2 separate regions of the Homo sapiens genome follow, and region 1 is linked to region 2. Evidence: chromatin contacts called from ENCODE Hi-C or POLR2A ChIA-PET data. All regions are on one chromosome and are shown on one strand. The core of a region is the stretch at or near the end of the contact, and the rest is flanking DNA. Distances in the headings are between cores, read along the strand shown. Region 1 overlaps SAV1 (salvador family WW domain containing protein 1). Region 2 has its middle 13 kb from the start of ABHD12B.

Evidence for each region. A loop is a pair of places that touch in the nucleus more often than their neighbours do. ChIA-PET counts read pairs that join two places held with the same protein, here RNA polymerase II (POLR2A). Pooled maps may share reads with other maps.
Region 1: a pooled map shows a loop between it and region 2 (3-fold over the local background). The contact joins two enhancer-like sites. A Hi-C loop is called at or near these places in 2 of 50 pooled maps. POLR2A ChIA-PET finds 5 or more read pairs at or near these places in 3 of 52 experiments (activated CD4-positive, alpha-beta T cell, activated T-cell and activated naive CD4-positive, alpha-beta T cell).

The regions. Positions count from the first base shown.
Region 1 is chr14:50,645,912-50,650,890 of GRCh38, forward strand. All of the region lies in intron 2 of SAV1 (salvador family WW domain containing protein 1), which reads right to left. Among named protein-coding and RNA genes, the nearest start is that of SAV1, 20 kb to the right of the region's middle. Within about 2 kb of position 1,525, at least 5 of the 41 ENCODE cell types and tissues checked have a DNase peak (open chromatin) inside an H3K27ac peak, as active enhancers do.
Region 2 is chr14:50,857,378-50,861,721 of GRCh38, forward strand. No RefSeq gene overlaps it. Among named protein-coding and RNA genes, the nearest start is that of ABHD12B, 13 kb to the right of the region's middle. Within about 2 kb of position 2,699, at least 25 of the 41 ENCODE cell types and tissues checked have a DNase peak (open chromatin) inside an H3K27ac peak, as active enhancers do.

The DNA.
Region 1 (4,979 bases), core at 275-2,774, 210 kb before region 2:
AATTTATAATAGCTCCAAAGAATTGTGCAGGACCAATATGCTAAAAACTACAAAACACTGATGAAAGAAATAAAAAACCTATCACATTAACGGATTGGAAGATTCGACATAAAGTTAAGATGTCAATTCTCCTGAAATTATCTTTATCTTTATAGGAGTCCCCCCCTTATCCATGGGGGATCCATTCCAAGACCTCCCGTAGATGCCTGAAACTGCAGATAGTACCTAACCCTGTGTATGCTGTGTATTTTCCTATACATACGTATCTATGATGAAGTTTAACTTATAAATTAGGCACAGTAAGGGATTAACAAAAATAAAATTGAACAATTATTATAATAAAAACTGGGTGAATGTAATCTCTCTCCCTCTCTCTTGAAAGATCTTGTACCATATTCATCAATTTTCAGACTGCAGTTGCAGAGGTAACTGAAACTGTGGAAAGCAAAACCATGGATAAAGCGAGACTACTGTCATTCCAATAAAAATTCCGGCCGAGCGCAGTGGCTCACGCCTGTAATCCGAGCACTTTGGGAGGCCAAGGTGAGCGGATCACCTGAGGTCCGGAGTTTGAGACCAGCCTGACCAACATGGTGAAACCCCGTCTCTATTAAAAACACAAAAATTAGCCGGGCGTGGTGGCGGACGCCTGTAATCCCAGCTACTCGGGAGGCTGAGGCAGGAGAATTGCTTGAACCCGAGAGCAGAGGTTGCAGTGAGCTGAGAACGCGCCATTACACTCCATCCTGGGCGACGAGAGTGAAACTCTGTCTCAAAAAAAAAAAAAAAAAAAAATTCCATGGAGTTTTTGTAGATACAGATAGTTATTAAACAGATTTTAAAATGTATACTGAAAGGCAAAAGAGAACTAGAGTAGCCAAAACAATTTTTTTGAAAAAGGGATAAAGTTGAAGGACTCACACTACCTGATTTTTAAGGCTTACTATAAAGCTACATTAATCAAGACAGTATGGTATTGTCAGAAGAACAGACAAATAGATAAATGGAACCAAACAGAGAATCCAGAAGAACACCCACACAGACATGGTCAACTGATTTTTTTATAAAGGTGAAAGGGCAATAGCGGGGAAAGGTTTTTCCAACAAATGATGTTGCAACAACTGGACATCCATATGCAAAAAACCTAATCACAACCTATACCTGCCACCTTACATACAAATTAACTAAAAATAGATCATATATCTAAATTTAAAACTATAACGCTTTTACAAGAAAAAAATAGAATAAATTTTCATGAGTTTAGTTTAGACAAAGAGTACTTTTTTTTACCATGATGCTGAAAGTTCAACTCATAAAGAAAAAATACTGATTAAATTGAACTCTGTCAAGATTAAAAACGCTTGTGAAGGACACTAAGAGAAAGAAAATCAAGCTGTAAACAGGGAGAAAATGTTTGCAAATCACATTATTAGCCAAAGAACTCTGACCTAGAATATACAAAGAATTCTCAAAACTCAACATTAAGAAAACAACCCTGAGCCTGCTGCAGTGACACGCACCTGTAGTTCAACCTACTCAGGAAGCTGAGTAGGAGGGTTACTTGAGCCCAAGATTTCAGGTCTGTAGCACACTATCATCATGCCTGTGAACAGCTACGGCACTCCGGTCTGTGCAACAGAGTGAAACCCCTTCTCTCAAAACAAAAACAGAAGAAGAAAACAAAACGACCCAGTTAAAAAAAAGGGGGGTAAGAATTTTTAACAGGCACTTCACCGAAGACAACATATTGATGGTAAATAGCACGTGAAAAAATGCTCAGGATCATAATTAGCCGTGAGAGAAATGCAAATTAAAACCATAATGAAATGACAATACACGTCTATGAAAATGGCCAAAAAACCAAACAAAACCTGACAATGCAAGTGCTTACATGGATACAGAACAATTGGAATGCCCATACACTGCTGGTGTGGATGCAAAATGCTACAGTCACTCTGGAGAACAGCTTAGCAATTTCTTATAAAGTTAAACATATGCTTTTCATATGCTACAGCAATCCCATTCCCAAATATTTACCCTAGAGAAATGAGAAGTCATCTTCACACAAAATCCCATTTGTGGATATTTACAATGACTGTATTCATATTTGCCCCAAAGTGGAAATGACACACATGTCCTTTAACAGAATGGATAAACAAACTGTGGTGCAACTGTACAGTGAAATCTACTCAGGAATAAAATGGAACTAATTATTGGTACATGCAAGAATCTCAAAGATGAATCTCAGAAGTATCATGCTGAGGGAAAGCAGCCAGTCTCAAGTGGCTACAAATTGTACAGTTCCATTTTTATGAGATTCTTCCAAACACAAAACTACTAGGACAGAAAACAGTGATTGCTAGGAACTGGAGGTGAGGGACAGGAGTTGACTATAAGAGGACAACCTAAGGGAATTTTAGAGGGTGTTTGAAATGTTCTGTATTCTCATTACACAGGCATTACATGAAATCTATACATATGTTAATACTCAGAACTGTGTAACTTGAAAAAAGTTAAATTTACTATACTTTTTAAAAGAATAATCTGGCTGCATAATTTTATTCTCACACAAGAATACTAATAGTTGGCCGGGTGCGGTGGCTCATGCCTGTAATCCCAGCACTTTGGGAGGCCGAGGCGGGCAGATCATGAGGTCAGGAGATCGAGACCATCCTGGCTAACACGGTGAAACCCCATCTCTACTAAAAATACAAAAATTAGCTGGGCGTGGTGGCGGGCGCCTGTAGTCCCAGCTACTTGGGAGGCTGAGACAGGAGAATGGCGTGAACCCGGGAGGCGGAGGTTGCAGTGAGCCGAGATTGCGCCACTGCACTCCAGCCTGGGCGACGGAGCAAGACTCCGTCTCAAAAAAAAAAAGAATACTAATAGCATATGTATAACAAATCACCCCGAAACTCAGTGGCTTAAAACAAGAAGTATTTATTTGGTTCACCACAGGTTGGTGATACTGGCTGAGCTCAGTAAGTTTTTTCCTTGATATTTGGTACAAGTTATCTTTACTGTCTCATTACTTGATGAAAGTTATCTCTTGTATAACTTTCAATATGAAGCCCTACTGATGATCAGACCTCCATTTCTTCTCTGACTTAAGCTGCTATTTTTTTTACCCTTAGCTCACTCTGTTCCAGCTACACTCACCTCCTGGATGCTGTTCTCAAACACGGCAGGTACTGGCTGTTTATTCTCCCTAGAAGATTCTTCCTTCAGATATTCTCTTGGCTCACTCTCACCCTCTTCAAGCCTCTTCTCAAATGTTTCAATGAAGCTTATTCTTACTATGGCAGTCTACATCTGCTGAGCTTCTACTTACCGTTTTACTTTTTTAAAAAGCACTTTAACCTTTTAACTTATGTAATTTTAGTTTGTTTATTTACCTACAAGAATCCCACAAAGAAGATTCTTAGGACAGGAATCTTTGTTTTGTTCACAGATACATCTCCAGTCTCTAGAACAGTGTCTACAGAATAAAGCACATAGTAAGTGTTAAATAAATAAGCTGCAGTAATAAAGACAGTGTAGTATTAGTGGAGGAGATACACACATCAATGAGACAGAAACTGCATAAATATTTTCCTTGATTTTTGGACTTATTTTGCCTCTTTCACTCCCATATTTTACTAGTTCTGAAACGAAGGTGTTTTTTATAATCAAGAGAGTAAATCTGTTAGCCACTAGGCAGCAAATACAGATGTATTATCATTGCTGGTGCATGTTCTAACACAGTCCTAGGAAGACAGTATGTGGTTCATACTATTATTAATCCTCATTATTTGTAACAGTTGCACCCCAGACAAAATTTTAACATAAATTTGAATCCCTGTGCCTGAAAGGTACAAGGATACAGCATTTAAATGAAAAGTTAGTGTGTTAACAGAAGACTGCCAGTCAACCCAAGGCCCTAACTGCCAAATTTAGAATATCTCAGAATGGTCAAAATAAGAAAGACTGGGTGACCATTGAGGTGTGAAGGAGTACCATGCCAGAGCAAAACATCTACTAGTCAAAAGTTCCCAGCTGACTTTGAAGAGCTTTTAAAATTACAGTTGGCTGGAAACTAAGGCAAAATGAAAACATCAAGTTTACCTTTAAAGAAAGGCAAATGAAACAGACCCCAGTGACAAAAGGTAATTTAGAAGAAACTTTAAAATTAAGGTAAATGCTTCAATTCAAACTCAGATTCTAAAGAAGGATATGTAAGTGTATGGATAAATACGGGTTATTGGCATGTGGTTTAAGAAACTGTTTTTATTTAAATACAACATACAATGCATATGCATAAGGCTAGTCACTGCAGCAACATCTATAGTTGCAAAAGGCTAGAAATCAACCAAATGTCCAATAATAGCAAACTGGATGATTACACTATTACACGCACAGAACAGAGTACTATATTATATAGCTGTAAACATGAATGAAGATGATTTCTATTTATTGCCCTGGAATAATATTCGGGATGTATTATGTGAAAAAAGAGTCTGGACAGTACACCACCATATATACATATATGTAGTAGCCAGCCAGTAAGGTGAACCTGGGCCCCAATTATCCCTGTCCTCCTGGGATTCACACCCTTGTCTGTGTGACCAATAGTTTATGGCAGAAAGGATGGTGTGTGACTTCTGAGATTAGGATATAAAAGACCGTGCAGCTTCTGCCTTGGTCAAGTGTACTTGCTCTCTCATCACTCACCCTGGGGGAAACCAGATACCATATCATGAGAAGCCCATGAGTGAGGAATTGAGGCCTTCAGCCAGAACTGAAGCCTCCTGTTAACAGCCTTGTGAGTGAACTTAGAAGCGGATCTTTTGGCCGGGCGCAGTGGCTCACACCTGTAATCCCAGCACTTTGGGAGGCCAAGGTGGATGGACCACCTGATGTCAGAAGTTTGAGACCAGCCGGGCCAAGACGACAAAACCCTATCTCTACTAAAATTACAAATAATTAGCTGGGCGTGGCGG
Region 2 (4,344 bases), core at 1,449-3,948:
TGAGAACCATGCAGGGCAGGGCCGTGATGTATAGAAAAGCTTAGCACGGGGGCCTTGCTATGAAATCCTGTTTCCCTGGGGAAATAGCCTTTCTCTTGGTCTCTGCTCATCTAATGAGTCCTTTAAGCTGCAGGCATCTCCCCATCCTGAGAACCTTCTCTGACCTGGGCTGGGCTGAGCTGGGCTGGCTGCTCTGGACTTCATTGCCCACCTGCCCAACACCACAGGCTCATCACTTACCTGTGTCCTGCATTGAACATGTAGTCCTCCAGGCAGGGAATGTGGCACCCTCATTCATAACCCAGGTGCTGCCTAGAGCCAGAAATTTACTTCTCACAGTTTTGGAGATTGGGAAGTCCAAGATCAAGGTTCCGGCAGATGTGCCTGGTGAGGGCCTGCTTTCTCATAGATGGAGCCTTCTCTCTGTGTCCTCACGTGGTGGAAGGGGCAAACGAGCTTTCTCCTGCCTCTTTTATAAGGGCACTAACCCCATTCATGAGGGACCTAATCACCTTCTAATACCATCACCTCTGGGGTTAGGCTTTCAGCATATGAATTTTGGGCAGACACAAACACTCAGACCATAGCAGAGGCTGAATGGAGAGAGAGAATACAAATCAAAGGACAAAAGTTCTAATGAAGATAAAGAACAGCTAGTTCTCTTCCCCTCTCTGGACAATTTGCTTTTCAGAGTATTGTAAATACGTGGACTTATCTTACTGTTTCTCTGAGTGGTCCTGTCTGTACTGAGTCCTTTCCTGGCCAATGCTTGGGCCTGACAGCATCAGATTTCTGAAAAAGAGAGGAAAAAAAAGTCATGGGAGAAGGGGGGCTGGGCAGAGGAAGGAAGCTCTCAGCCTCCTCCTCAAAAATAGGTCTCCAAGGACACTATAGCCATTTCAAACTCTTTTAGCTAAAGGGACCACAGCTGTGGGAGCAAGAACTTATATATATATACATATAAAAAAATAAAAATATATATATATTATTTTTATTTTAGTATTTTGGAGACGGAGTCTCGCTTTGTTGCCCAGGCTGGAGTGCAGTGGCACGAGCTCAGCTCACTGCAACCTCTGCCTCCTGGGTTCATGCAATTCTCCTGTCTCAGCCTCCTCAGTAGCAGGGACTACAGGTGTGTGCCACCATGCCCGGCTAATTTTTTGTATTTTAGTTTCACCGTGTTACTCAGGATGGTCTGGATCTCCTGACTTCATGATCCACCTGCCTTGGCCTCCCAAAGTGCTGGGATTACAGGTGTGAGCCACCGCGCCTGGCCCAACTTAAGTATATTTTTAAGAACAGAAAAAACCCACTTGCTGTGCTGAGTCCTGGCTGAGGCATGTCCAACATAGCAATAGTCCTGACTTTAGTTAGAGCTGTCCTCTTTCCTTTATTTTTTACATTACAAAATAATTCATTTCCATCCTGGCATGGTGGCTTGCACCTGTAGTCCCAGCTACTGGGGAGGCCAAGGTGGAAGGATCAGTTGAGCCCAGGAATTCTAAGTGACAAAGAGCTATGACTGCACCACTGCACTTCAGCCTGGGCAACAGAGTGAGACCCCCATCTTTAAAAAAATAAAAGTTGCACAATTAAAGAAATAAATACAATAAATTCATTTCTTGGGAAAAGATTAAACAATACAAAAGTGTGGAAAATAAAAAGCAAAACTGTATAAATAAAAAGCCTTATTTCCCTGATCCTAGTCCCCAGAGATAGTCCCTGTCTCAGTGTGGATTTTAAATACGCATATGGAGGGTCAAAGTTACAAATCCAATATGGCATCGGAAATGTAAAATTATGCCTAGACTTGTCTAGAGAGTCGAGCTGGATGGAAATGCTACAATAAATGCACATTTCTTTTGTAGTGGAAGAAATAAGCTATCTAGAATACAATACATACAAGGAACTCTTTTGATCAGGGAGGGCCTGAGGTTCAGGAGTGGCTGTGCAGTTTGACTCCTGGCTCTGAGCTTTCTCACTGGCTACTCAACAGGTCACTGCCAGGTAGTGTCCCACACCCAGACAGAGGGGTAACCAACCACCCAGTGCAATGAGGCTGCCCATCCTGGGGGAGCTGGATTGTTTGGTTTTAAAATGCCTGGGCTGGAAGTGCATGCTGGGATGGGGGGAAGCAAGCTGACCCGGGGCTGAGCAGGAAGGGCCCAGGAGCCTGCCTGGGAGCTCACCCCTCCCCAACCCTTCTCTTTAAAGCCACCATCATTCTTCCAACTTGTCAAGCCACACCAAGGCCAAGGGAAGCACAGCACCGGTAGGCTAGGGCTTTGGAAAGCAGAGGCAACAGCTGTGCGAGGGGAAAGCTCCGGGCAGGAGGCAGCCCTGGCTGAGTCTAAAAATAAAACCCGGCCTGACAGCCTGACAAAGGGGCTCTTGTCAGGCGCAGCAAGAGGGGCTGTCCTGGCCGCCCTTGTGAGGCTGTTCTGGGGCCATGTGGGGAATCCCTCCCTTTCTGCCTTTGGGGTGTCATTCTCCAACGGCCTCTTCAGGTGGACCAGGCTGTCCTCAGTAAACAAGCCGCCTCAGCTGGGGGTTTAAAGATGGATCGGCCGCGCCACTGCACTCCAGCCTGGGCGACATAGCGAGTATCCGTCTCAAAAAAAAAAAAAAAAAAAAAAAAAAAAAAGATGGATCGGCTGTGGTACCTTTGTGTACAGACTCTCCTGTCTGCAGTGAAAGTGAAACCGGGTACACGCCCATCTTGCTCTTCAGAGATGGGCGATCTGCCTGTGCCATACTAGAACAGCAGCTCCAGATAGGCAGGGATGAAACACATCCGTCTTTGGGAAGGAAGAAGGAGTGCCGCTGTGTTTCCCCATTTTATAAAAAGGAGCCCTTGGAACCGATTTGCTCTCAAGATGTTGTCAGCTCCAGGCCAAAGTGGGCTCCCCACAAAGGCAGTCCTTTTACTCTCTGCACCGCACAGAGCTCGTTTTCTGAGCCTGTGGGGTGGGAATATCCCGCCTGTGCTCCCCGGGTTTCAACTCGGCTGGTCAGGAGGAAGTTTCTCAGCTTTAAAATGATCAAATTCCTCAACGGATTGAAAAAAAAATGTCAATAGAAAAAGCAAAAACATCAGGGAAATTAGAAAATTAAGCACTAATGAGGAGCAGGAAACATCTGCTAGAAGGAATTCCTCTAGTATTTAATTTTAAAGGTTTTAAAAATGTGTATCTTTTTGGTGTAAATAATTTTAAAACAGAGCTAGCCGGCATCTCAATCTCTAGATTCAAACTTTCTGGCTCCAAGGTGTCACCATTGTTTGTGCTGCTCATCAGCTCACTGCTGCCCCCGCGTGTCTGATCTAAAAATCACAACACAGAGCTTGTTATCAATTTTATGCTTTGCAAATAAATGGAGAAAAGTCCCACCCACCCCCGCCCCCAACCTATTAGCTCCCATGACAACAAACGGTATAGAATGAAAGCAATGTTTTAGCTTGTTAGTGACAGCTGCATAACCCAGGTGAATTTTCAACAAGTCTTTCATTCGAGAAGATATCATTAGATTACTTTTTTTTTTTTTTTTTGCAATTCATTGAGCCTTTGCTGAAAGGATAAATTTAATTCTTAGAGGGAGTGGTTATGGTTATATTAGTGATGTAAGTCTTACTAATGATATCCTCTTCCTGAGAAACTACATGAGTTACTTATTGACCTGCATTAGAGTTTATTTTATAACATTACATAAAAACCCTACATTTAAGATGATTGAAAGTTTGCTTTCAATCACAAAGAGTCTGTGATGTGAGAGAATTTCTGACATAAGGCTCAAACATTAACCAAAGGGCAGCTTCTTTGTGTTCACCTGGTACCTTTGTCTGTAGTGAGCAGATTGGATCACTGTTTTGATGTGAAACTAGTCTGCCTCTGTGATTTCTACTGAGGACCAATTTTTCCTATTTCTTGCTCATCTATGTAGTTTATCTGAGCCACTTTTTGCTTTATAAAAACTGGGACCACACAGAATATCATGCTGCTCTAGAGGCAATTTGGAAAGTGCCTTCCATCCTGAATAGATCAGGGGGACTGCTTCTTTATGCAGAAAGGACACAGTCCCCTCTTCAACATTACCTGTATGGAAGAAATGGCCACTTGTTCCCAATACTCACACCAGAATCTTCCTATATATACTTTAGTGAGACTTCCCAAAGTCATCCACTAAAACCTGAATGCCATTTATGGATCTTAATGATCTTTCACTGTTCAATCTAAAAACAGCTCTGGAAGAGAGGGCTGAGGCTTTACCTCCTACCAAAGCAATCAAACAAGTCTGGTTAAAGTCAGTGCCCACATAGGGCCTATGGGGGCAGATTCTTTTAGATCC